Linked DNA regions of Mus musculus: all the other regions are linked to region 6. A link is a loop called in an ENCODE intact Hi-C map of the cell type or tissue named here. Cell type or tissue: left cerebral cortex. All regions are shown on one strand. Region 1 has its middle 78 kb from the start of Gm46937. Region 2 overlaps Clnk (cytokine-dependent hematopoietic cell linker). Region 3 has its middle 12 kb from the start of Clnk. Region 4 overlaps Gm40293 (a long non-coding RNA gene). Region 5 has its middle 75 kb from the start of Clnk. Region 6 overlaps Hs3st1 (heparan sulfate (glucosamine) 3-O-sulfotransferase 1). Region 7 has its middle 670 kb from the start of Gm35380.

Region 1 (4,000 bases), 480 kb before region 6:
GATTCAGTCCAGGAGTCCGTTTCTGAGCATGCCCAGTTTAAGGGTATAGCTTCAGAAAGATTACAGACACATTTTGGGACATGCTTAATTCCAGATCATGGAGCCCATGTTTGAAAGGTTCAAAGGAGAGAAAGGAGAGTGATGTTGTAAAGATGGCAGGCTGACATGCCCCTGTATAATCTCTGGGTTCTACAAAATGGTGTAGCTGTATCAAAGAAAAGGGTGCCTAGAATGAGCACTTCTGTGATCTCCACAAATGATTGCCCATCACGGTTCTCACCACCTTCTTTAGTGGCTTATCTGTGCTATTTCCTCCCACACTTCACAGTACAAGTTGTTAGTGCCATGAGCTGTGTTTTGTGTATGTCATTACATACAGAGTTAATTGCAATGCATTGGAGACACATCTGTACCTCCCACTTTAGACAGTGCCTTGACTGTCACTGGGGTTGTGGGTTAACAGTTTCAATAAATATTTAGAAATATAGATCCTGAGCCTCCCTGCTGTTATTTGGTGGCTTGGGCCAGAGCTGTAACTTAAGCTGCCGTACCCAATCTCCTGTGTTATAGCTAAATTTAGGACATCTCAGAAATTTTCTCTAATTGGTACATATTTCCAAAAACACAACACAATGAAACAGAAACAAAGACTGAGGGAAAGGGAGCTAGTGCCTTCAGTTCTCTGTAGATTGTTCTCTAAATTATATGTAAATGAACTCTAGTTTTCTAGGTGTGCATATTTACAACTTTCCAGAGGCAACAGATATTTCTGGATAAATGATGAAGGGATAAGGATTTGGGTGCTTAGTCGACAGTATGAACACCTGTTTCCTAGTCTTCTCTCCCTTAAACATGTGGTAACACTTTCAATGGTAATGGTTTCTAATACATACAGCCTCTAAGGCTTATCTCTGAATACATTATGCAAAATTTTACTGCACTTAAATTCAATAGTCTAAGTAAGCCCTTTTCTTTCTCCTGTCCTGAAAATAAAAGATGGAGGTCATTAAGTAATCTCAGGTTTATCTAAGGTTTTAGAACAGTAACAAACACATATGAATGTGCACACAAACATGTATATCCACATAGATATACTCATATTTGCACACACATATGTACACACACATACATACCATCATGAATATACTTATAGATGCTCTCATATATACATACACATGTGCACACATACATGTACCCATACATACACACACATGTACACAGTCACACATATACACACTCACAGATTACACACTCCAATGTATAGACTCCCAAGAACACCCACAAGCAAGCTTTGAATTGTTCTGAAAGGATGCTTTTATCATTGGCTTACCTATGTTGCTTTGAGTATTTGACATTGGATTTTCTGGTCTACGAGCTAATTTTTCCAGAAGTAAAAGTAATAAAACCATCACAATGTATTTTTACATTTTAACATCCATCTAATCTCTTCAAGCACATTTGGTTTTAACTACAATGCACAGTAAGTTGCCTGTGCTGAATGGAATGTCCTTTCTCCTTTCTAGAAGGTGAAGGATGCATGGGAATCAAACAGACTACTGCGACTTGGGGCAGGAGAAGATATGAAGAAAGATCTGCCTCGCAGAAAAATGCTTGCTCCCCCCACCCCCACAGAGCGGTGCAGAAGAGAATTAATGTGTGAATGTATGAAATGAAATGCATATGGAACAGACTCCTCATCTGAATTTTAAATACATATAACTAGTGCTTATCCTGGAGAAGGAACAATTTGGACAGTAATTTAAAAATCTACAATATAATCTCAAATAATGCTTATTGTTGGTCTTCTATTGGTTTTCTACATTGCTGAGATAAAATACAGGACCTTCTTGGGTCAAACAAGTGCTCTGCCCTGGGGTTTATTGCTGTTTGTTTGCTTGCTTCTAGATCAAAGCTTCCTCAAAACTTGTGATCCTTCTCCCTCAACCTCCCAAGTGCTGGGATTACAACTGTGAACTCCTTGACCTTTGATAGAACACACTTTAATGTGATACCCAGCCATGTAGTAGCTTCAGAAAATTTCTCCAGTGCTTAGATTATGTGCAAAGTGTTCACTACATGAACACCCAGAGAGGCCCATGCATGCAAGATGGATTCTGTTGGGGTACTGGCCGCTGACCCGAACCCATATTCTTCTAAGACCATGATGGTCCTCCTGCTGTTACTCTGGACCATATCCTGAGACAATTGCCCTCAGACCCCAAGGCTTTAGGGCAATTCACTCTGCTTTGTTTCAGCTCCCCTTCAAAAGAAAACACTAGGTTCCTGGATATTGAATGAGTATATGCTTGGGTTTCAGGTTTGAGTGTTGACCTGCACTTACAAATAAAAGATTTTCAGATCACTCACTTTCTGTACCATAAAAATGGAGAGATACTTTCTGCCCTATCGTAGAATATGTAGTGATGGGGAACATAGGTAGCCCCTGATATTTTTATGCAAGCTATGTGTGTATCAACACCAAAGCCCTTTCATGCAACCTCCCCCATGGTTGTGGGGTCACTGACATTGCTTATGAGGTATGGCCACAAGTATTGTGAGCATACAAAATAGGCCATTGATTTCTTTTTGGCTCTCCAGAAATTAATTCAAGCTCTGAGCACTTACTGGTTCACACACACTGCAATTTCAGGCCTCAGGCAACTCTTTTTGCAAAGCCCCAAATCTGCAACCGTGAGTAGGAATCAGGAGGAATCTGTTGCCATCAGTATGGCATGAGTGTTCTGGTGTGTGACAAGCAGGGGTGCAAGCTGGCCGGGCAGGACCGACAGTTTGCTCATCTTTATTTGAGGTCACCACAGCCTCCTTTATCATAGGGTGCAGTGATACCCTTAAGACTTTTCAGACAGAGCCAGAGTCCAGCGTTTCTTGCAGTATCTCACAGGGGGCTGGCAAAGTCATATCCACATTGACCAGTGGTTTTCTTAGATGTGAAATGGAAGACACAAGAATAGAGCAAGGTAGAATGTTTTTTCCTTGTCAAAGCATTGCTTGAAATGATATTTTCTTCCTTTTACAAAGAAGTATTTCTCTGCTTCCTATCACTTCATTAAAGGTGAAGTATGGGAAGTTTCAAAGGTCAGATCGATGAAGTTGCCTTATCAATACCCTGATAGGGAATGAAACCAGTTTTACAGCTGTACCAAGGTCTGTCTCAATGTCCCCTCCTCCACTGAGTTGAGCTTCTCCCCACCCCCAATCCTGTGGTAAGAGGCCCAGTGCATACATCTGTTTCCCTGTGACCATTAAATAGACAGTCATCTCTCTAGGAACAGGCATACCTTTAGTCTTGGCCTCTGCTATTTTTGACCTTGGAGAAGCTCTTTAACCTCTCCACCCTCCCACCTCCTGTTTGCAAACCTTAGCTCACAAGAGCCCCTGCCCCAGAAAGATGCTGCCAGGTGTGCAATCTCATATGGAGTTACTGTCACTGTGCTTGAGGCTTAGATAGGGCTGTACAATCACGACATTGCTATTATGTTGTCAGTGTCATTAGCAAGCTGCTCAAGCTTGAGGGGGCTCTCAAAGGTCAACTCCCTTTCCCTCACATTTCTTTCTCTCTCTCTTTAGAACTAGGAACAATGAGCAGAGATTTCCATTTCATAGAATGAGAAATTAGTTTCAGATGAGTCCAGGGACATCACGCAACATGCTCAGTTCTTAAGTTGGAACATGAGAAGAAACACTAAAATACCCTTCGCCCTCTGCATACAAACCTCCTTACCTGTGGCTGTTAACACTTAACCCTCAGTGCAACACTAGCATCCTCATATCATGCTCTGGGCTTTTAGAAATGATTCCAGCTTGAAATATGTCATGCGTTGGAGAGAGCATCTGCCACAGGTATTCAGCTATCCTTTCTAAATCTGGCTGCATATCCAGTAGAGCAGGAGCCTGAGCCACTACAGCAATGAACTCCAGTGCTCCTTGGAGAGCTAGAAAGAAATGAATTCATTTTTATTTGAAATACATTTTGCCCCAT
Region 2 (4,000 bases), 860 kb before region 6:
ACTTGCCACTTGAGGTCTGCTAGGTTGCTGGCTACATGGTGCTATCTGTGGCCACAAATCCAAGTTCTGGTCAATGTAATTTAGGCAGCGAATCAACTCACAGCTTCCAGGAGCCTTTCTTAAGTTGTGACTCACTTTCTTATCTTCCTCTAGCTCTGGAGTGCACAGGCGTCATTATTGTGGGCTCATAGGGTTCAGGCCAACACAACTGAAGGAGCAATAAGATTGGGGGAATGTTTGGAATCACCAGGGCTCTCAGAAGCAGAGATACCCACAGGCCTTAGGCAGGTTATTTCTGGATTTGCCTTACGTAAGTAAAGAGAAATATATAATAACTATTTCTCATGGCTGAGTCTCTGCTGAAGTTTTTACATGGCTTGCAGCCTTCAATGTTTTAGCTCCTTAGAGATGTGAGCTTTGGAGTTTGCCAGTAACATAGTAGAGCCCCTAACCAAAGAAGGGAGAAAGGCAAAAATGTTTCAATGGGGGCTAATGAGATGTTTTAGGTTCAAATCCTCACCTGTCACTTTCTAACCATATGGGCTCAGGCAAATGCCCTCTCTTTCAACCGTGGTTAACTGATGTTACCCTGTGGAAGGGCTCAACAGTATATATCCCACATGGCTGCTGAGATGTTTTAGTCTATGTTATCCCGGTAGAAACTCACAGCTTCGAGACAGTGTGTGATTTCTTGGCTCAGTGCCCACGAACCATGTGTTGTCTTCTGTGTTTGTCTTTTCAAGTTCAGCCCTGCAGCCAGGAGTTTCTCACTCAGCCCAAGCCCATAGTCCCGCTGACCTTTCACAGAGATTCCTCAAGCCGGCTCCTCCTCGGCAGTGAAGCTCAGGGATTAGTGGCCACTAACTTCTGGTGATCCCTTTGGTAAGGGCCGAAAGACTGAGGTTAAAGTTGTTTGCTGTACAACCCAGAGTGCATTGTGGGGGGGTGGGGGTGGGGGCTGAGTTCTTCTCTGCTGCCTTCTTGCCCGCCCATCTAATTTCTCTTGGGCCCAGTTAATCTTACTTATATGTGAGTACAATGAAATCAATCCTACGCAAGGTTATAAGATGCCTGGCACACGAGAGAGAGAGAGAGAGAGAGAGAGAGAGAGAGAGAGAGAGAGAGAGAGAGAGAGAGGGAGAGAGAGAGAGAGAGAGAGAGAGAGCGCTTTACTGGGTCTTCCAGCTTTATTTGCTCATCTGCAGCCCCTTTGATACCAAGAACTGGCAATTCAGAAATCTCAAACAGAGAGAGAAAGCTCTCGCTGGAATCTGGGGCACAGACCCAATGTTCTCTGGAAAGGGGCCCCCTTCCCTAAGTTTTCATCTCTTCTTTTATAACGCACATTTCCTCGTTGGGTCGGTCAGACTTTAATGGTTTCTTTCTCTATTATTGTGGCTGTCCCATGGGCCAGGGGTAAAACTGGCTGACTGCTTAGACAGACGAATGAATGGGTGGGAAGGAGAGGCAGCCTACCCACACTCCTAGGAGCTCTTCAGGAGTCCTGGACTAACAGCGTGGCTGTCTAGACCACCGACAGAAGCTTCTAGATACCTGGAGCTTTCTTTCCTGTCTCTGTCTCAGCAAGTGGTTCTCTAAGGCACAGTCTACAGCTTCCTGCACTGGAGTTACCCTGGCAGAAGCCCTGCTTCCTTGGATGCAGCAAAGGCCAGCCAAAGTATAAACCCCAGGGCGGGCTGTGGACTGTGGATTCTTCTGCTGTGCTTGAATCTTGAAGGCAACTCCACAAACTGTGTTTTGCGCTTCCAGGAATGTGGCGAGAGCCTCACTCCGGCTCAACTGTCTTCTTGATTTATTCCTATCCAGTTAGTGTTCTGAAGTCTTGGGAGACTAGGGTTGCTAGCCTGCTCATTTAGCAGTTGCTGCAATGCATAGAATCTGCCAGCAGAGGGCACTAGAGGCCCACATATTTTGTACCTGCTGGTTTGGCTCCCAGTCTTAAAAATCTTTATTACTTTTTCTTTTTAAAGTAGGGGGGATATGAACTTTTAACACTGGTTACCTTAGAAAACTAGAATAAAAAACCCCAAATGTTTTCCCCAAAAGAAATTTCTTGTATCTTTAATAGAATCAACAAATATCTTACATTTCCTCATCCCCAAGCCTATAGAGACTTAGGACGGAGGGACACACTTTCCAAATAAGGTAGTCACTTGTCCACAATTTCATTCCTTAGGCACAGGAAGGAGATAACTCATGAGTTCATCTTGTTGGGCAATGTAGCACCATGCATGCCACTGAGGGGCAGCTACATTGACCCATCATTCACACGCCACACTGTATCTGTCCATGGAGGACTTTGTTAACATTCAGCTATTGAGACATTGTTTCTACTATATAAAAATGGATGTTTCTGTGGAAGGAGTTATAAGATGCAGACATTCAAAATAGAAGCAGTGTTGCTTCACTGACACAACTGATACAAACGATTGGCTGCAGACATCTTCACACTGACACACACAGATACAAATAGAAGGATATATACAGACACCCACACTGACAACCACAGACAGACAGGCAGACAGAGAGACACACAGACACACAAACAGATAGACATACTGACAGATACACACAGATATATAGATAGAGACACAACACAGCAGTGTGTATCTTTTCATATTGTGAACATCCTGTGAGACACACACATACACATACACACACACACACACACACAGCCACTCTTCACCATATGCATCAGTATACCTATTCACACTGTGCACACTCTTTTCTTGCCTGCTCCTTTATGAACAAGCTGTCAACAATTTCATGAGCACAAATGGGCTTCCCCCAGTTAAGGCTGCAAAGCACCCGCTCTCATGGATGACCTACTATGTTTTTAACGAAAACATAAAGAAAACATAGGGCAAACATAGGGGAAAATGCAAGCACCATAAAAAACCTAGGGTGTGTGTGGCTGTCTTGAGAGGGCCATTCTCCTGTGTACACCTTCATGTGTGTCCTTAGTTACTTCAAGTCTGTCAGAGTGTTTCAGACATTCCAGTGGCCTGTGATAGTACCTATGTCTGGGCAAGCCATTTTTTTTTTAAATCTCTGTTGATTTCTTAAAAATCTTTCTTTCCTTTATGTTTCTATATAGCTAGCTACACTGACATGGCTTCCAGGTTACCAGCTCATGTATCCAACAAACAGCTTTATTGCTCTGGACAAAGCCCCTTCCAATGTCCTAGTCTCTTCCAGGATTCCCGTGGATGATGGGAGAGGATGAAAGGTGTTGAAAAGATTGCATATTTGAGACCAAAGACTCTAGAACAGTTTGGAGGCATCCACCTCAGAGGACTCATACCTGGAGGGGAACACACCAGGGCAGACGGAGGGAAGGAGGCGGATGCTGAGGATCATCCACTGGTTAGCCTCTCACTTCACTTTGGGACCTTGGCTTTTGTGCTACTGTGTTGCAGCCCATGTTGGGTGCAGGGTGCATGCCGTAAGCTGACCCGCAAGGCACCTCTCCACACCAGGTACAGAGTTCTCTAAGATTTGCCCATTTCCTTGACATTTCTTCTAGCCCACTGTTCCATTTCTCTCTTGTTTCAAGCCTCACATCTAAGTCCCAATTTTCTAGTGGAGTTCTATGGGATTTCCTATTTTTCTATTGCACCCATTTTGGGGGTGGGAGAGAAACCCGTCAAAGAGAGTTTAGTTGACTGGGTGCTAGTGAGTAGCTCAGATCTGTACCTACTTCACAGAGGAAGGAACTTGGGCTCAGAAAGCAGCCCTCTGCTCAAGGCTGCACAACTAATGAGTGAGCACTGGGATCCCCACACATCTGCAGATTTGTGGGCCTGACAGACCGGCTGTGCTCTGGGGCAGCTGGAGGGAAAGGCTGCAAGAAGTTGGTGCATGTTACCGGGTGCCATTCTTGTCAGTGGAAACACAGCCATCTGAGATGAGTGAGTTTTCTGAAAGCTAGGCTAATGTGTTTTCCTGGCCTGTCGTCCAGAACTACATTGGAGTGATG
Region 3 (4,000 bases), 750 kb before region 6:
AGTTAAATAGATTTTCCAATTTATGCTAAATAGTTTGAATATTAAGCTATCATATGCTTGATGCTCGGTCTCAGATGAAGGCACCACTCTTGTCTTGAGAGATTGCTCCATAGGGTTAGGATACTTCCTCTAATCATCACTGGGGGTTGGGACAGGTCCCATTACAGGACTATTGGAAATGGGTAACAGTTTCACCTGGGAAGTATCAGCGATTCTGGGGCATGGGTTGCACAGGGGTAGGGGGAGGGAGTGAGCTATTGGACTTGCAAGACTGCTGTTTTATTTGGCTGTGCTTGAGTCTAGCACATTCTAACAATGGGAGCAAAAAGCATGAGAATGTGTAAAAACAGCTTGATAATGATTCTGATGGTGTTGATGAGAGAAAAGACAGAGCAACAAAAATTGAGTATAATTAAAGACTGGATTTGCCAGTGGCACTTTGGCTTTGGAGTCTGTTATGCATTAAATTGTGTCTCCAAAAAGATGTGCTGAAGTCCCAAGGCTGATTGTGTTAAATGTGATCTTTCAAAACCAAGAGTCTTTGTTGATATCATAAAGAGAAGATGAGGCAATGAAATGGTTCTTGGACAATTTGACGTCTAAAATGAGGGGAAACACAGAGCTATCCAAGTCAAATAAGGCTGTGAACATGGAGACAGAGACTGGTATATGTGACAAGTATCTCCTTATCTAATGAATGATGGATGAGACCAGGAAATATCTCCTCCTGGATAGTTTGGGAATTCTGTAGCCTTGACAACACCTTCATTTTAGACTTCTGCCTCTGGAATATATTTCTTTTGGTGAAAACCACCTGGTCTATGGTACCTGTCACAGAAGGCATAACAAATGAACCCAGACTGATTTGCTACTCTGAAACACCACTTGGAAATTAGATCCTTCCTTCCTCCCTCCCTCCCTCCCTCCCTCCCTCCCTCCCTCCCTCCCTCCCTCCCTCCCTCCCTTCCTTCCTTCCTTCCTCCCTTCTTCCCTTCTTCCCTTCCTCCTTTCCTTTCTCTCTTTCTTTCTCTCTCTTCCTTTCTTTCCTTCCTTCCATCTGTCTTTCTGTCTTTATCTCTCTATCTTTGTTTTTATATTTCTTTTAGCTGGTACACAGATGAGGTTTATTATGAGGCTCTCACATATAAAACAAAAATAACAACAACAAATCCCAATCACACCCTTAAAGAACTCAGATATAGATGCATTCTGCAAAGGGTCTTCAGCATCTAGGGTATATACCTCCTTTTTCCCTCTGAATATTGCAATCACCCTTGGCCTCGTAGAGCTAGATACTGCATTTTCTTGGTAGATACATCTGTTCTGTTCTGTTTGTTTGTTTTTGTTTTCTATTTTGATTTTTGTTTTTGTTTTTAAGAGCTTAGATATACAGGTCCTTGAATCATAAACTCAGATAGGACCTGGGGTGCACTTGAACTCAGTCCTAACTGAGCCAGACCCTCATCTACTTCATATAAGTTTCCATGCTAAACTCAGTGGCCTCCCTATGCCTGTTTGTCTACAAGCCAGTCTTAGCTTCAAAGGATCTTTCGGTCTTCTCGAGACTAAAGAAAGAATTGAGAGGCAGGATAAAGTCTCTTCTTCATCATGTCCTCAGGAGTTTCTTTCACCTCAGCCTAGCCAGCTCAGCTTTCCAGTCATAGAATTCTCCAGTCCCTTTTGTGTAAAGAGGTGAAGTTGGTAGACGAGTTGTTTCTCTTGACCAAATACCCAATAAGAAGCAATGTAAGGAACAGATGATTTATCTTGGCTCTCAGTTGAGGGGATACAGTCCATCACAGAGGGCATAGGATGAAGGCATGAGATAATTGAAGCTGTGCCAGTGGGAAATTGTTTACATTTGGGTAGACCAGGAAGCAGAAAGTAGAGGATGCCAGTGTTCAGCAGACTTTCTCATTTTTATTTAACCTCCTTCTCCAGCGTATGGGATGCTGCTGCCCACATTCAGGGTAGGTGTTATTTCCTTAGTTAAACATCTTCAGAGACAGTTCTGTAGACATTCCAGAGAACTGTGTGTCATCCTACATGATTCTAAATTCAGTCAAGTTTACAATGAAGATCAATCATCACAGGTCAGAAAGGTGAAAGAAGACAGTGGATGGAGTAAGAGAGTCTGCATTATTTAGGATACACAAACCCTTTTGTCTTTGCATTGTTTGGGCCTTGGCCTTCTGTATAGACAAGACATAGCTCTGACTGCAGTCAATATCTATCTGGGCTTTGTGCTGTACCCATTTCACTCCTACTTCATAGTATAATGTCCACGGCTGGACCATTGAGCAACAACCACAGACTGGCAAGTTAGTACTGTGGCAAGACACAGAGCAGGACCCACAGCCCATGTATAAGCAAAATGAAAGTTAATTTGGGGAGCATTGAATTCTATAATTTTGGCATTGAGAGATTTGAGCTATCATCCTTTCATCCTCTAGGAGGACTCTTTGGGACATAGTGTCTTATCAAGACCTAGGAAGATGACACCACAAGATTGTGAAGTGGAGCAATTACTCAGGTAAGATACAAAACAGACAGCTCAGTGTCATCTTTTTATAGTGACCCATCTTCCCCCCTCAGTCTAGCCTTCCTAGGACCTTGTTGTAAATCAAGTATCCAGCCATAGTGTTTTAAACTCTATTTTCTGGTAAATTTAGGTTTGACTAGTCTCCCTGTAAGTTGTTTTGTCATTCAGACTAACTAGGTCACTTGTTAAAAATACACATTGCAGCACACCCCAGAACAGAGATGAAAACCAACATTTCAACTTTAGAGCCCTTGTATATAAGATAAATCCTTCTAGTGATTCATATGTACTTTATAATCTAAGAACAAATGCCCCAGTGTAGGGTAGACTGAGGAAGAAGGGCCGGATTTGTGAATAATACCTGACATTTTATTTGCCTCTAACAGCAAAATCTCTAGTTTGGAGTAAGAAACTTACTTTCCTTCCCTCAGCCTATGGGACATTTGCTGCCCTCACTGAATGAGTGTTTCCAGATACATGTGAGCAACAATAATGCTTGAAGGAGACCACTTCAGGAGGAATTCACCGACCATCCGGAACTGCCAGGAGTGACTTCAGAGCATCCATGCGGAACCTTCTAGACATTGGCCCGAATCTGCTCCCACCCTGAGGTTATCCATGAAGAACTGCTGAGGAATCCAAGATCGTTGGAGCTCAAGAAGGCAGGAGCTCCTTGGCAACTGTGATGATGTTTTAACACTCTGCATGGCTGACCTACTTTGGAGGGCCCTCAGGAGCTGTCAGGTATCTCGGAAATGCTATTCCATCATTTCTGTTGGTGAGCAAAAGAAGTCATTGATGGTACTTACAGGTAAAATGCAGTGAAAACGCAATTATGGTAGGGAGTGGGGGAAAGAGTGAGAGTTGAAAACTCACTTCCATCACCTTTCCTGAAATCACACCCTCCAAAGTTCAAGAGCCCCACAAGAATGGCTCCTCATTCCTGAGAACACGCCTTAAGTGGCCAGAGGGGGACATTGTGTACAGAGAGAAAACTTTGTTTTTTACTTTTTCTCTTTCTCTAGTTCTTATCTTTCTTTCAAAACTAGCTAAATCTTGTAGGTATAGAATGGACTAGTTAGTTGCACAGAAATGGCTTCACAACCCACCCTAACTCTGTACTGTCTTGAGAACATCGAGCAAACCACATATTCCTTCTCAAATTGTTTTTCTTTATTGGAAATAGGGTTTTCTTGCTTCAATTTTGTGAGTTGTGGCAATAAGATGAAGCTAATTACAAAAAACTCATTGCATGTGATATGATTTAAATACATTATAAATAAATGTGGGGAATTGCAGGCTGGTCTCCAGTCGAGCTGAGGTCTGAACCCTGATGGTCATAATTCACCTACATGACATGGTAGGTGTTCCCTCATGCTCCTGGAACTCCTGCCCCTGCCTAAAGTATCACCTCCTACAGCCCCCACAAGAGAAGCATGGTCAATAGTCACCTAAGCA
Region 4 (4,000 bases), 430 kb before region 6:
TTCCCGTTCTCCTTGATAGACTTTATGTCTACTCCTCCTGATATTTCATGATAGCATCAATTAAATAACAAATGAGCATAATAAGAATAATAAGAATATTAATATCCATAAAAAGGCTTTTGAGATTTTAGAATCTGTGATTTACAAGCAACTTATTATTTACATAGAAAACCAGAGTATTTGATGATTAAGTTGGAGGAACTGCTTGGTGGTTTCTTAAAGAACTCAGTATGTAACATGACTATGGAGATCATGTGAGATTTCCACAAAGGGAAGTGTTTCCATGGTACAGCTGACAGTCTTCAAGTGCTATGCCTGGAGTGGCACCTTTTACAGAGCATGCATGGATTCTATGGGGGACAGACAGGGTCAGGGAGGGAAGGTGGAACATTCATTCGTGATGTAGCACTGTACTCTTCTCGAGGTCAGTGAAGGAGAATGATAGTCCTGTCACAGTGCCAACAGGTGGAAGAGCAGTATGAGCTACAAATTCCAGCTATTTATGCAACTTTAAACATCCCAGTAGCGGAACCTAGAAATTAATACAAAGGTAGAGGTAATTTAATAATCTGTTTCATGTTCCTTAAACATTCAATATATATGATCTTCCTGTTTGGAATCAGTTTAACAATGGAATATTTACATATTTATTTCTTATTAGGTATTCAAAATATATGTTTATTTTATACCTAATAGCACAGATAGATTAAAACTAACTACATTCAAGTGCTAAGAAATAGCCTGTGGCTGGTGGAGACTGGGCTGAATGGCACATCACTACTGTGCTGTTAGGAATGGCTTATTTTATTTTATTTTATTTTATTATATATAGATGGGAGAGGAAGCACTTCCTAAAGACTTCTGCAGGTCATAGAAGAGTTGCAGGACACTCTTCTTGAGAGTAGCTGAGAGCTTAGCCTCCGTGGGTAGGCACCGGGGAAGCTGGCTTTGGAGACATGCAAGGAGCCTGTGGGTATCTTCTTCCTCCAAAGCCTCTGTGCATCGCTGGGTGCATCAAAAACTCCAAGTCTCACGTGCTCTGTGGTGACATCACCCAGCCTTTCATTCTTCATCTCTAATTCTCTGTGCTTGGGATAAAAGATGAACTGAAGGTTAGATCTCCTCATAGGGAGCTAAGGTCAGCATCCTCTCATGAAGCATGGCAGTGTCAAAGTGGGGTTCCTTCCTCATTAGAGCTATGATGGACAATCCAAAAGGAGAGGTGAAACTAAGACTCATATGGTATAGACCAGCAGATTGCTCAGAACTGAAAAGGATAAGTTTGGTGGCTTCCTTCTATACCCATCTGCCAAGACCAGAATCAGCAGATTTATTCAATTTCTAACTTGAGATAAAACACACATGGAAAATGTTTAGGGAATGTTGAAACCACAGTCTTTATTCTGGGCTTTCACTCTTCCCTGTAGTAAAAAATATATGAATAGAACACAAAGTCCTCCCTTTCATCAAACTTGCAGAATATATCTAAAACAAAATGCAGTTCATATATTTAATTATGTTCAGGAATAATATGGATATGATATAGATATGGATTTCATACAGGAATATATAGGATGACAAAAACACAGGAAGGTGGGAAGTAAGAGTGGAGAAAAACCTTTAGCTTTGTGGGCAGAGAGCATCTTGGAGAAAGTGACCTTTGGATGGAGATGAGACTAAAGATGAGTGTATCTTCGGGTGAGAGTAGGCAAGGAGGAGGCAGTGAGCAAGGCTCGTCATAGGAAGGAGTGAGCAGGATGGTGACAGGAGTTACAGGGAACCATGCAGTGCTGGATTGACTCAGAAGATCGTAACTTACCTTGATTTAGTCACTGTGTGGGATAGTAACACCACACACTATTATTTTGGCAAGCTCAACATGGCTTCTTTGAGGAGACATGGATGCCTAAAACTAGTTCTTCAGGCTTTTGAACATTCAGAGGAGAGACAATGTTGTGATAAAGGATAGAGATACAGGAAAGAGCAGAGAGACCTAAGATCATACAGCAATGGCACCAGGCATGAAGAAAAGAGTTCAGACTTTCAAGTGATAAAGCCAGATTAAGGCTTTCACCCTTTCTTTGCCAGCAGTGCAGTCTGGTGACTCAGGCCAATTTTGTGGCATTCCTTCTTGGCTTCAGCTAAAGCCAGGAACAGTGGCTGCCTTTTATAAAGATCCGAGTTGTTTCTCACCATTTCGATTTGGATGGCTGCAAAATGAAGCATGGGGCATTTAAAACAGCAGCTCTGTGGTTCTTTTTTGATTGTGTGGGTTGAATATGTAATCTGTGCTTTCTGATGAGAAGTGTCTGGAACACAAAGGTAACCTGAAGGTGGGGCTATAGGCCATCATCTGGCCCTGAGCTGTCAAATAGTCTCCATCCTCTTGTATATTACAGTATATCTGTGGCTACTTCGCCCCCCCCCCCAGAAAACTTTTCCAAGCATAAGGAAGTATGAACTTCTGAGCCCCAAGGCACCACTATGACGTGGCAGTGTTACCTCTTAGCACATTCCTGGTGCAAACCTCAGAGGAAGAGGTGAATATGGCCACAGAAATCACAGGAAACAGGTCAGCCCCTGGACTAGATATGGGTCCTTGGACAGTCCCCAGCTGTGCAATTCCATCAACCCAGCAAGCCACTCTGCACATTTGACTCTTCATACCAAGTGAGGATCACAGTTATAACAGCACATAGGGAGCAGACGTTGTTTTGAGACAAGGTCTTGCAGCTCAGGGTAGCCTAAAACTCAGGATCCTTCCGACATATCCTTCAGAGTGCTATAAGTATAGGTATATTGCACAATGTTCAGAGCACATAAGAGTTTTTTAAGAACACAATAAGCTTTACTTATTTGCATTTTCTCTTTGTATATTTTTAGTTAGTTATGGTCAAGAATAGTTGGAAATTACAGAGCAATATAGTAAGATATCTAGAGAAAGACACACAAGGGAGGAAGGAGGGAGAGAAAAAGAGAATGAGAGAGAAAGAATGAGGGAGAAGAAGAGGGAGAGAGAGATTTTGGGTTAGATTATTTTAATTGCAATTTTATTTTATAATTGTTTGTCTTTAATGTCAGTTAGTGATCTCTGTGCTGGGTTGAATGTAAATTGTCTCCAATAGACTCATGCATTGGAACACTGAGTCTCTAGTCAGTGTTTGGGAAGTCAATATAATTGGTAGGAGGCAGAGATTTGCTAGAGGAATTATGTCACTGGGGATGGACTTGGAGGTTTTTAGTCTTGCCCTACTTCCTATTCTTTCTCTAAGCTTCATGCATATGTGAAAAAATGTAATCAGCCAGCTTCCTGCCACCATGCTATGCCTTCCTCAACATGGTGACATGTAATTCTTCTGGAGCTGCAAACCAAAATAAAGTCTATGTTCTTTAAGTCACTTTTGGTCATGGTGTTTTATTACAACAACAGAAACTAACTAATATAATCTCTTGCCATGATGCAGGAGTCTTGGAATGTACCTCTCACAAATAAGAACAGACTGCTGTCTTATACGGGATGTTAGCAAGAAGTGAATACGCTCTCGGTAGCTGACGCTTTGTGTAGGGGTGGGTGGTGATCTTCACAAAGCACAATCTAAGTGAGACATCTCAAACCATCCCAGAAACAAGAAATGCAAATTAGAACTATTTTGAGGTTCCACTCATCCCAGTCAGAAGAGCAACAAGCAAACAAATGACAACAAATGCTGGCAAAGATGTAGGGAGAGAAAAACATGTATCCGCTGTTGGTGGGGGTATCAGCTAGTGGACCCACTATGGAAATTAGCAGGGAGGTTTTTCAAAACACTAAAAATAGAACTACCATATGACCTATCTATACTGTTCCCAAGCAGAGGCACCTAGAGGACTCATCTGCATATTCATATTTATCAGGGCTTTATCCACAATAGCTAGGGAGCAGAATCAGCCTAGCTGTCCATCAACAGAGAAATGGATAATGAAAGTATATACTCACAATGGAATTTTATTCAGCTGTAAA
Region 5 (4,000 bases), 690 kb before region 6:
CTTCTCATTCCTCTTCCTTTTTTGGAGACAGGGTTTCTCTGTATAGCCCTGGCTGTCCTGGAACTCACTCTGTAGACCAGGCTGGCCTGGAACTCAGAAATCCACCTGCCTCTGCCTACCAAGAGCTGGGATTAAAGGTGTGCACCACCACTGCCCGGTCCATTAAATCTTCCTTAGATTTAAAAGTTATTGTCATAAGCTCTTTCTACATCCGCTCTAAAGTGAAGGGTCTGGTGGCAAAAAAAAAGTAATATGAAAGTATTACTTCAGGCTCTGAAGTACAACATGTTGCTTCAGTCACCTTAAAATGCACGCTTACCTCCTCAACTTGACTTTAAAGGCAGGCAGTTTTGGCAAACCGCATTTGAAGAACTGGATGGGGTTCAGATAGGTTAAGATTTGTCTTAGAAAACCTAGCCAGCCGTAAAGCAGTAGACATAGAAATGAAACCTGGGTCTTTTATTCAATCACTACCAACTGAATTAATTTGACTGTTTAGGAATCCCCAGACCCTCAACTTCATAGGCAAACAAGAATTGACTCCAGTCTCCAAAAGTATCCTGCTGAAAACCTAGCAGTTTCTAAGCAGCTAGAGGCTGTAAATCTTAGGGTAGATGTCACTTTGCAGCCAAGTGTATTTGTTGTAATTAGAAGTCCCTAAAGTTTTGAAGGGCTCTTTGTTTGCTGAGCCGGATATTTTCTCTTGAAAGGGAAAGAAGACATTTTTTACTCAGCGTGGTTTGATGTCACTGTTTTCCTTACCACAGTGAGGTAGTGTCCCAGAGAGAACATTTCTTGGCTTCTCATTCCTTTCTCCCAGGACTCAGGATTCTCTCGTCACAGGGTGCCTTTTAGCTGCAGCAATGGAAAAAAAAGCTGTTATTTCGATTAAAGCATAAAATGCATCTTGTATGCTGAGAAGTATTTTCCCCTAAAATGTCTGGAGTCCTGGGCAGCCCTCTGGCAGGTGACAAGCCTGAGGGAAGGGATCTCTGCCTTGCTGGAGGGGCCCAGCCTTTGGCTATAGGCATTGGTTACACCCAGTGGTGGCTAGAAGCTCTCTCTACAGGAAACGGCTTTGGCTAGTGAAGGCATAAAGCTCGCTTTAATGACACATTTGGTATGGAGCTGCCTAAGGTCAGACTGTGGCAAAAGAAGGCAGCTTTTCTCATGAGTTCCCAGGAAGTGATTCCTGCCCGTCACCAAAGGCAATGGGGGTTGCGGGAAGAGATCTCACCGTGACAGGGCTGCCTTTTAGTTCTTAGTTTTACTCTGATCATAAAAAGTGAGTGAGATGTAAAGTGAATAACTGAAAAAAATAAATTAAATAGAAGAGAAATGTGAATGTAAAAATGTATATTTTTAAGTTGAATATATATATATATATATATATATATATATATATATATATATATATGGACCAGAGGGTGGAATGGGGTCTGAACAGTGCCATCTGCTGCATGTAGAGGTCCAGCTAGAAGAGGAAGTGAAGTCTGGTAGAGTTCTTTGAGGGGCTAGAGGGCAGGTAGTGCGCATCCCCACAACACCCCTTTCACTATACAGCAAGCATCTCTAGTGGTTGCTAGTGCAGCAAAGGGCTTCAGCTGGAACAGTAGTCAGGGGTTTCCAGATCTTCAGATCAGGGATTGTCAAAGAGCAACTAAAAACAAAATGTGAGATTTAGAACACTTTTGTTCAACTATTATAGATAACTCACCCTCAACCCACAGAATTACCCCTGGTGCTAAGTAATTCTAACCACTCTGTGTGTATGTGTTTGTTCTTGATCTGAAAGGCTCAAATATTCAGATTTAAACTCAGATCCACGCCACTCCACACATTTGTCAGTCACTGTGCTTCATGGTTTCACCATCTTACAAAAGAAAAGTGCTTTCTTCCATGATTCAATTAGACACTTTGGCATGCCCTAAAGTTAAAAAAATGTAGTTCATGTTTTGTATTTTGTATTTTGTAATTGTATTGCATTTGTTTCCCCAAACCACTGTCTCCCCTCTTTCTAAAACTCATCTTAACACTGTGATGGGAGGTGAAATCTCGTGATTGGCATCATTCATTATTCATCTCAGCGTTTATATGGTGAATGAGCTAAGTTCATAGGGATTGGCAGAGTGGCACTGAAAGATGTAAGTGAGGTCCACAGCCCCATTGAGAAGAGGTCAGAGCTAGACAAAGGCTTCCATAGTACACTGGGACTTAGTGCTGGGAGCTTTGGAGACTTTAAGGCAAGCAGAGGAAACAGTGTCTTTATTTGGATCATGTGGTTGGTGATCCCTTCTTCAAGGCTGTGACATTTCACTAGATTTGAATGACACATGAGAGCATATTCCAGGGAGATGCATCTGTAGGCTTCACTTCAGTAATTGTTTTGTGACAGAAGACTATACTGCAAGTGCTGCTGTTTGCTTAAGGACTGAACAGTGTCTTGGGAATCTTTGTTCAGAAGACGATGTCCTGAATCTAGATGTAGCAAGATCATGGTTGCAAGATGAGATGGCTATTCTTGGTTGTCAACTTGACTACATCTGGAATGAACTACAATCCAGACCTGGAAGCACACTTGTGATCCACATCATGAGACTGGAGACACAGGCTTCTAACCCAGATCTGAACATGGAGATCTTGAGGCATAGTGGCCATGAAAAGCTTAGACCCCTGTAAGGTAGTACACACCTTTAACCCCAGGAGACGGAGGCAGGCAAATCTCTGAGTTCAAGACCAGGTGGGGACAAAGCAAATTCCAGATCCAGGTATGGTGGTCCATTACTTTAATCTGGGCCACACCGTCTGCTGGAGGCCCACATAAGGACATTGGAAGAAGGAAGACTCACCGTTCTTCACCTGCTTGCACTTATTTACCAGTGTATCTATTTAGAACCTACTTCTTCAAGAATCCAGCTTATACAGAAGACCAGGTGACACAATTAGTCTCATGAGTTTGAGCAACTACTAGATTCTTGGACTTCCCATTCACAGCTGCCCATTGTTAGATTAGTTAGACTCCAAACTGTAAGTTGTTACAATAAATTCCCTTGATATATAGAGACATTCCATAAGTTCTGTGACTCTAGAGAACCCTGACTAATGCACAGGATAACTATGCCTGCTATAGAGAAGTACTACGTAGAAGGTAGAAGTGACCCACTGAATTAGTTTAGTATGAATGAAAAATCCTTTTAAGTTGGACAGTTCCAGAGAATCTTAGGATGATTCTGGGTTTACCTTTCTGTAAGAAGACATTATATGTTTATGGCTTTATGGGCCTTAAGATTTTCTCCTCAAGAACTTCTGCTTGCCTGGGAGGCATGGAAGTACCCATGGCAGCGGGTTGGACAAGCCAGTCTGACATGGCCCAATAAAACTTTATTTAAACACAGACTGTAGGTGCCTGGTCCTTGATGATGGAAACTCCTTTGGAGGGATTCCTATGTGGATGTCTGGAGTCTGGATGGATGTCTACTCTCCCAGATAGGCTTTACAATTTATCTTTGGCTCCACCTCTTTGCTTTCATATCTTCATTACTACTACCTGCTGTGTTCCTGCTCCAAGCCAAAACTTCCTAATCTAGCTTCTCACCTGTGCTCTGGGCTGACCAGTCTATAGGTAGCCATATTGAGGTCCTTTCTAAACCAAGAGTAACAAGATTCCAAGTTGGGAAAAATGAGTTAAGGGGCAACCAGAAGGTATCAACCAGCACTAAGAGAAAATGTTCATGCTTCAGAACATGAACTTCTTGAAGGTTCTGAAGGCTCTTGTGTTTCTGGTTCTAGTTTTCTATTATGTTAGCCAAATTCTGGAGAGTTCAGGACTCTGGGTAAGGATAAAAGGATGAGCCTGCAGGTCATAAGCCCATTCAACAGAATTTCACAGGCCGAAGTTTCAAAATAAATGTTCTGGGTCTGCTTTGTCAACAGAATTTCTGAAGAGCAGGTATCTACAACGGAGTTACTATTGTGAATCTGTTGCCTGTCCAGTGTATGG
Region 6 (4,000 bases):
CACACTCAGGGGCCACACAATTGTCTTAAGAAAGACCAAAAGATTTGAAAAAAGGGAACTGTGACGAACGAGGCTTATCTCTGAGATAAGCCCACTGAGGACAGCTAAAAACACTTCCCACCTTTGACACACAACCTTGCTAGTTTATCTGACTGCCTGGAAGTTCATCGGGAACTCAAAATATTTTCTCATCTCCTGGACAACTGTCTATCAAGAAAAGCTGGGTAGATTTGGAAGATGGCCTCTAAGGGTACAATCATCCTTCATACTTTGAAAGAAAAAAAAAAACAAAACTAAAACTAAAAACTTTGCTCTCAAGAGTCAATGCAATAATACTTTTTAAGAAAAGTTAGTGTCAGTCAAAGAAATTGTCAATAAGGAGGGAATCCAGGCAAGGAAAAGAAGTGGGAAGGTACACAGGCAAGTTATTTCTGGCACAAATGTATGCACATTCACTGTTCAATTAAAAAGGCACTGGGTACCAGTGTTCTGAGCAGGAATTCTCCACAAGGACATCTTCCCTAAGCCCCTCCAGAGATCTGGTGATCCAATCCCTTGTGACACTGATGCCTTCCACCTTGGTCTGTAATATCATTGATTGGTTTGGTGGTCCATCACTATACCTAATACAAGGTCTGGTGCAAGGCTTGTGTTCAGCATGCCTACCCATCAATTAAAACAAGTTAGGCCTACAGAGAAATATCAGAGATTAATTTGAAATTTCGGAGTCCAATCAAAACTCCATATTCCCACACTGAAAACCATTTTGTGTCAGATCATGAAACTTGACATGGTCACACTGAACTAGAGCCCAGGCTAACTGCCTTAGGCCCCTCAACTTACCAGCAACCCTGACTTTTCATCTCACACTTCCCTGATTTTTGTTTCCATCCTTAGCATATACCAGTCTAAGCAGGAGGGATTTTCATTAGTTCTCCCGCTTTGTCTTCTACTAGATGTGCACAGTGGTGAGGGCTTCCATCTGTTTTATTCCCCACTGTGTCACTGGCAGGAAGAACAGTCAGTAGAGCGGGGTTGGAACTCAGCAAATGAGTTAAAGGTGTAAATGGGATTCTAAAACTGCTTGCAGAGATAAAGACCAGTGACATCCCGAACTGGCTGAAGCAGATCACGAGGAAGGAAGTGACTATAGCATCCATACCCCTTTCCCCACATTCCTGTTGTGGCCTTACAGGTAAGATCTTTCGTGAGAGTCACATTCCAAGCAAAGCTTCCGTCTATCCCAAGCACTCAGAAGCCAATAGTCTGCAGGTCTGTGGGAGAGCTCCGAGGTCCCTTTATAGGAAAACGCTCTGCACACTCACGTGTGTTATTTAGACATGTTGAATAGGCTGCTAGAAACCGATGTCTGTAAATTTTACATAAAACTGTTAACCTGTCATTTATATTAAACATTAAACAAACCCTGGCAAGGTTAGGTCATAGGTTTCACTAGCAACAGAGTGTTGGATCTGAGCTGTAGACCCATGTTTCAGTCCTATGCAGGCTGCTTCTTGTCTGGCAGCTGAAGGTACTGTCATTTGCGCCCCCTGCTGGAATGTTACCAAAAAGCAGGCAGTATGCGGAAGGAAAGAAAAAAAAAATTAGGAAAGATGTCCTTTGGGATCTATTTCTGTTATGTTTAAGCCTTTCCTTCAAAGAATAATGTATTCATTTTTCTAGTCCTCTCCCGGTAGCACATAACTATTGACAAACTATGGCCCAGTAAATATTATTCTAACGGCCTGCAAAAGCTATGGACTTAATTCCCTGTGGGTGGAGGGAGCTGAGAAGGCTTCATGCCAGAGGCAGTCCTGAAGATGGATTGTGGAGGCTGTTTGCATCAGCTGCTTAAGATGCTGCTTAACGCAGACACAAAAAGTAAGCTGTCTGAAGACTCGGTGATGCCTCTAGGATCTAGGGAGATGCCGAAAATCCAGGCTTGGAAAATGAGAAGGAATGAAGGGGACCAGACTCCAGGGATCATGTCAAGATGGTACCCAAGGAATAGCTCCGCTGGGAGCACATCCTGAGACTTGGATGCTGCTGCTGACGCCAGCCACTTGATCCATGACCCAAGTTGATGATAAACACTCTACAGTTTCTGTGTCCTTACACTTCTCCCTCCAGATTCCAATTCCCTGGTGGGATCATTTAACTGAGTTCAGGGCTACAAGATACAAACTAGGAAAAGAAACTCTACCTCCAACTAGGAGCATCTCTCTGACCAAGACAGTGGAGATTCTATATAGAAAAAAATGATATTTGGTTGCTGGGTACCTTCCAGACACTTAGTGGGACTTTGAGTGGTGATGGAGGGAGAGCCCCCCCCCCCCCAAAACAGTACTGAAGTCTGTAATGAGAACACATAGATCTGAATTTCAATCTGGAATCCTCTGTACCTTCAGAAAACTGACAACGTTTCCTAATCTGCAGATTCGCAATTGTTAAAATAGAAATTATACCATCTGCTCTTTTGAATAGCTGTGAAGATTCCGTTCAATCATTCATTCACTTTTCCAAACCCATCTTGGAAAATGCATTAAGTGTTTGATACTGAACTAGGCTCTAGGGACAAATTCTGAAAAAAGAGAAAAATGAAAGATAGAAAGGCAAACACTTTGTGCAGATGACCAACTTAGACAAGAGAGACCACAAAACTGGTTATGCTTCACTCTCCCCCAGCTGAGTCACTGTCTTCTAACTTTTCTCTGTTTTTGATTAAGCAATATTGTCCTTCCCTACAAATATATCTACTTAAGACATATGTACACACTAAACTTAAAAGTAAAACTACAGCAAAACACTTTAAAAGACAAGGGATGTAGGTCCATTAGTAGAGTACTTGCCTAGCACACTGGTTTGAACCACAGCACTAAAATAACTGGATGCTATAGTTTATGTCTATAATCCCAGCACTTGAAATTAGGAGCGGGAGAGCCAGATGATGTCCAAGGTCATCTTTAGCTACAGAGCAACTTGGAGGTCAGCCCAGGATATATGACCCTGTCTGAAAACAGACAAAGATGAAAAAACAACTCTAAAAGTTAACGCTGATCCTGGAAATTGTAATTCTTAGAAACAGTGAGGCTCAGAGATGACGTAACTCATGGAGAGTGCACATAAGATGAAACTTATTTAAATCTGCCCTCATTTTAGGTTTAGTGGCTGTGATGAACTCCGATGCAGGCACACCCCAATTACAATTAACATGAACATTAAGTAGATATAAAATATAAAAGCCAGAAAGGCAAATTAAATAATCAAAATTTCACAAGTGTTTTGTAGTCAGCAAAATGTCTTTTAGGTGTATTTTATCATTTCCTCTTAATCATTCTCCAGTCACTAATCTACAGGAAAGACTAGGAGACGAAGAGAGAGGAAACAGTGGGCCTAAGGTCATGGGGACAGAGGCTGGCCTCATCACAGCCTTCAGTCTCTTGCTTTCTTGTTTAAGAAAGGGAGTCTAGATAGAAAGCAGATGGTTCCATGGCTAAGTTGGGGACTGGAGAACTGCAGTGTTCATATTTTCTAACCTCAGATGAAAAGTGCTGTCTGTCCTTCTGTAACACCTTGGAAGACAGTTCACTTGTCACAGAGCAGCCAAAAAAGTGCTACACTCCTCAGCTCAGGCTCTGGAACTGGTGTCTAGATACTCATGGCAGACATAGGTTATAACCCATTCAGGCATCCCATGCTTGACTATCTTTGCCTCCTTACCCAGGAGAGAACGGGACTCAGTCCTGTCAGTGGCTGTGTGACACCCAGAGTGCAGGTTGGGTCTCAAAGAGGCTGAGCAGCACATACCAACCAGCTCATCCCTCCCCCTCCTCCCCCAGCCACTCCCCTTCTCCCACCTGCTTTGGAATCACCACTGAATTTTAACTTAAGACAGGAAAAGCTCCTGTGAATCTTCCCCCTTCCGAGAATCCCTGGGATTTTTCAAGGCTGAGAATTTCTTCTTTTGAGGATGAAAACACAAGTCCCAGCTATATAGACG
Region 7 (4,000 bases), 1.3 Mb after region 6:
CGTGGAAAACCACATAATAGATATAATGGAAACAGTGATGGTCTTGACTCCTCTGAGCTTCATGGGTAAAAGATACTAGGGTACAAACTGCTGTACCTATGACTTCCAGCACCTACACAATTCTGACAAGCACAGAGCAGAATCCTGGTTCTGTGATGAAATAAAACTAGGTAATGCTGCAGGGGCTCTCAAATTTATAGTTCATGGTGGTCAGTCTAAATATACTGAGAAATTTTCTATCCTTTTATATCATTACTAAAGAGATTCTGGGCAACGATTCAGTGTCAAGATGATTTTTACATTCCAAAGTATATTTAGCAATATTTAAAGCAATTTCTACTTACACAATTGGGTGAGTTGCCACTGATATATCCTGAGTATAGAACAGGGGTGTGAATGAACATTCCACAGCATTCTATACCTCCAAAACAATAGGATGCTTACCTCAAACCACCATTGTATCTGATGGTTGGAAATTTTAGACTATTATATTTCTGAGGTTCTCAAATGACAGTATTACAGGAACTCACTTGCTATTCTCATTGGGGAAACATTAAGCTAAGTGTGCAGCATGACCAAGGTCCAGCAACTAATTGTCTTCTACTCACCAAGAGCAACAGAAAAGGAAGTCACCAACAGAGAGAGGGCTACCTGATAACTCATTTTAGCTTTGACTTTAACACAAATATATTAGTTATAGAGCCCAAGGTTGAAAGTAGCCCCTTTCTTGTTTCAAAATGGAAATCATTTTCATTGATTGCCTATAAATTTTAACAAGGCACGAAATGTCATAGTCCTCATGAGTGGTTTTATATGTCAATAACTTAGTCCAATCTCAGTCACATTTTAATAAATATAGACATCATGATATTGGAATAGTTATTTAATCACTTAGGCGTTTTTAAACACTGAAATATTATTAGTTACTTCATCAGAAATTGGAATTATGGGTTATTTTTATTACTAATTGATTTTCTGAACTTTCTAATTGCTTTTACAATAACTGTGTATTAAAAGCTATAAGGCTGACAAATGCAAATATTTTACTATAGTGTAAGTTAAAAATAGAGTAAATTGTGTAGAGTATAAGGATTCATTTAATTTTGTATTATATTGATTTCTGCTTGGGAAATTTACTTCCATTAAGTATTATATGCACTTCTATCTGGGCCATAATCATGGGGCTGGAGTGTACAGTTCTGTGAGATTAAAAACGAGCTTACAAAACGTAACTTTGTCCAAACCAATTCAGTTGTTTGAAGGGCTTCCCTCCTCACAACTTTTCTGGAGTTTCTCTGCAACCCCTTAGACAATTCCTATTCTATCATATTGAAAAATAACCTTGTCATTATTGAATATAATACCCTTCACACTCCTGGTCTGATAAATCCTTGCTTGAATGCCTTTCATTGGGAATGGATGTGTGATATTTTTCCACCAGGATGGGCTGTTAGTCTGTATCCCTGGTTGACCTGGATCTTATTATATAACCCTGTGTAGCCCAGGCTAGCTTTAATATCCCACCATGCTTCAGCCTCCAGAGTGTTGGGATAATAGGCTTGCACTATCTTTCCTGACTTTACAGCTTGAGTTTCTACCCAATATTTGCCTGTATTATTATTCTGCCCCAAACCGTGTGGTTCACAGTCCAGGTTTTACGGTTATTCAAGTATGAATTCCTTATCACCTGGAGCAGCAGCTTGCCTATGGTATAAAGCAGTAGGCACTTATTGGTTTGTATAATTCTGGCCCTAGAACTAAGGTGCTAACTGATTGCCCTCTTCTAGAGTTGAGAGGGGTGGTTACATGTTGGAAAGACTGTCTGTGCTTAGCAGGCACACTTGTGTGTAGGGTTGGTGACCTCTGTTTTTAATTTACCTGATTTGTCCACAGTATCGACTGCGGGTTTTCTTTCTTTCTTTCTTTCTTTCTTTCTTTCTTTCTTTCTTTCTTTCTTTCTTTCTTTCTTTCTTTCTTTCTTTCTTTCTTTCTTTCTTTTTTTTTTGTGAATAATTCTTTATTTACATCTCAAGATCAAAAGTCATTCACATTAAAGGCCTTCCTACGCATACATTTATGAGCTGCACTGACAAAATGCTCAGGAACATTAAAAATCCATGACATGAAAAATGTGTTGCATCACAAGGTTTTAAGATGAACCAAGAAAATAAATATGTAGCTCTGCTCTTGGGAGCAGCGGTAGGCAAACAGCTCGACTGTTGCTGCACAGTGCTTAAGGTTGCCGCCAACAGGTGCTGGGGAGAGTCATCAGATCCGTGAGCTATTCATGCCATCTACAGGCCACAAGCTGTACTGCTAAGAAAGGCCTGCAGCCTGCTGATTAGAGGAAGTTGAGTCATACTTACACATTCCTATGCTAAATTGATATCTAGTGGATGCAACTGAACAGATTATTAAAATTGCTTCCCATGTCTACTGCCTTTACCCTATCTTGTCTAAACTCCCTATTTCATTAAACCTAAAATGGTAATCTTGTGTTTTTCATTAATATGAATAATTTGCTCTCTTGCACTCTTCCCTTTATAGTTATGTCTATATATGTCTACCTCAGGAAAAAGGCCACTTCCTACAGTCCATGAGATCTATCTTATTTATTTGTGTGTGTTTTCTTGACAAGAATATTGTCTGGTATGTGATAAGAGAGTCCATAAAGATTGACTCATGAATGATTCAGGTAATTAATGAATAAATGAATAAAAAAATAAATGAATAAATAGCCAAATGACATGATACAATGATTATGTTTTAGTATATTATTCAAAATTATTTACAAAAGTCTGCACAAAAGGTTGTATCAAACATATATGATACACTAATTTACTTTCTTATATGTATGTGTATTTCTATATATACAGAAAGAACATAAGCATATGCATGCATAGTCAATGATTTTATGGACTCAGATGCTTTGTAACTTGTAAAATACTTGATTATGACCTACAATTTTATTAAATTCACATATTTAAAATCTTAAATTCACATATTTATAACCTTGTAAATTCACATTTAAGGTCTCACTCTGACATGTTATGAGACAGAATACTTTGCAACAGTCGTTCCTTCTGTAAAGTGCAAAAGGCATCAAGGCCAGAGTTATCCCTTTTCATTTGTTTTGTCCTTTCAGTGATTGACAGGAGAGATCTTGACAAAGGAAATGAAAGCCAAGGAAGTAATATTTGCATGGTGTTATTATGGGGAAAATAGGAATTTAAGACCACTGTTGTTTGTTTCTTTTTAGAGACTAGAATTCTCTTATCAGTTTTCTTTCCATTAACACAAGGTTGAGACACATTTTCAGTTTCTATGCTTAATTATATTTAAAAATTTGGTGTTTACTCATTGTGCAACTAGTCTTGTGCACCAAGCACCACATTTGGTATTTCTGAAAGTTATCACATTTAACCTGAGACATTTTTTGATATGCCCATGTCATGTACTATAAAATTGAATTCTGGGGAGATTATCTTGCAATGTCACCTTGCAGGAGGGACACTGTCACACCAGAACCAGCTTACACTGGGAAGAGGTAATGCCCTCAGTGGTGTCACCTTGGTAGATTTAAGCCAGCCAGGGTGGAAATATGCACAATATATAAACAGGCAATCCTCTGTCCACACCACTCTAAGTATAAGCAGGTACCAGGTACATACTGAAGGAAAACTGACCCTCCCACTGGCAGGAGGTACCAATTGCCAGCTTATGTACTCAAATGAAACCAGCGGCCATTCTCTTGTCACATTGGAATTTGGTCTGGCCTGAGCTCACATGGGTCTCATGACACAATTTTTAGAATAACTGTACCATGATAAATTCACAAATAACAATATCACCAAGTCAGTTTTTTAAAAAGCACTCAAAAAACGTACCTAGTCCCAAACTTTATGTGTCTCAGTGAATGTTTATATACTCACAATGGCCATTCTAAAGGAAAGTAGCTTCTTTTGGGATGTTAGTCTTCCAATGTGGGTCAAATTTCTAT

Evidence for each region. Hi-C counts contacts between places; a loop is a spot of excess contacts. Peaks named below come from ENCODE experiments on the same cell type or tissue, not always from the same donor. Only the 100,000 strongest peaks of a DNase experiment are listed, where the experiment ranks them.
Region 1: it touches region 6 in a loop (2.4-fold over the local background); 2 of 42 quality-filtered maps call a loop at or near these places.
Region 2: it touches region 6 in a loop (7-fold over the local background); 39 of 42 quality-filtered maps call a loop at or near these places.
Region 3: a loop joins it to region 6, with 3 times the contacts of the local background. A loop is called at or near these places in 4 of 42 quality-filtered maps.
Region 4: it touches region 6 in a loop (4-fold over the local background); 11 of 42 quality-filtered maps call a loop at or near these places.
Region 5: a loop joins it to region 6, with 3 times the contacts of the local background. A loop is called at or near these places in 2 of 42 quality-filtered maps.
Region 7: it touches region 6 in a loop (3-fold over the local background); 4 of 42 quality-filtered maps call a loop at or near these places.

Annotation. Positions count from the first base shown.
Region 1 is chr5:39,158,211-39,162,210 of GRCm38, forward strand. No RefSeq gene overlaps it. Among named protein-coding and RNA genes, the nearest start is that of Gm46937, 78 kb to the left of the region's middle. In left cerebral cortex, no CTCF peak of the experiment used is centred here; DNase peaks (open chromatin) are centred at 1,621 and 1,953.
Region 2 is chr5:38,780,126-38,784,125 of GRCm38, forward strand. The region is part of intron 4 of Clnk (cytokine-dependent hematopoietic cell linker); the gene reads right to left. Among named protein-coding and RNA genes, the nearest start is that of Gm22779, 82 kb to the left of the region's middle. In left cerebral cortex, a CTCF peak has its summit at 1,901 (motif pointing right); DNase peaks (open chromatin) are centred at 235, 699 and 1,896.
Region 3 is chr5:38,886,884-38,890,883 of GRCm38, forward strand. No RefSeq gene overlaps it. Among named protein-coding and RNA genes, the nearest start is that of Clnk, 12 kb to the left of the region's middle. In left cerebral cortex, no CTCF peak of the experiment used is centred here; DNase peaks (open chromatin) are centred at 1,947 and 2,791; H3K27ac peaks cover 457 bases.
Region 4 is chr5:39,212,962-39,216,961 of GRCm38, forward strand. It overlaps Gm40293 (a long non-coding RNA gene), which reads right to left. Exons shown (of 4, transcript XR_868387.1): 4 at 215-532. Among named protein-coding and RNA genes, the nearest start is that of Gm40293, 92 kb to the right of the region's middle. In left cerebral cortex, a CTCF peak has its summit at 2,316; DNase peaks (open chromatin) are centred at 1,235, 1,791, 2,193 and 3,519; H3K27ac peaks cover 812 bases.
Region 5 is chr5:38,950,046-38,954,045 of GRCm38, forward strand. No RefSeq gene overlaps it. Among named protein-coding and RNA genes, the nearest start is that of Clnk, 75 kb to the left of the region's middle. In left cerebral cortex, no CTCF peak of the experiment used is centred here; no DNase peak of the experiment used is centred here.
Region 6 is chr5:39,638,110-39,642,109 of GRCm38, forward strand. All of the region lies in intron 1 of Hs3st1 (heparan sulfate (glucosamine) 3-O-sulfotransferase 1), which reads right to left. Among named protein-coding and RNA genes, the nearest start is that of Hs3st1, 4.5 kb to the right of the region's middle. In left cerebral cortex, a CTCF peak has its summit at 1,560 (motif pointing left); DNase peaks (open chromatin) are centred at 1,115, 1,560, 1,813, 2,897 and 2 more places; H3K4me3 peaks cover 2,903 bases; H3K27ac peaks cover 1,283 bases.
Region 7 is chr5:40,950,822-40,954,821 of GRCm38, forward strand. No RefSeq gene overlaps it. Among named protein-coding and RNA genes, the nearest start is that of Gm35380, 670 kb to the right of the region's middle. In left cerebral cortex, a CTCF peak has its summit at 2,307 (motif pointing left); a DNase peak (open chromatin) is centred at 2,288.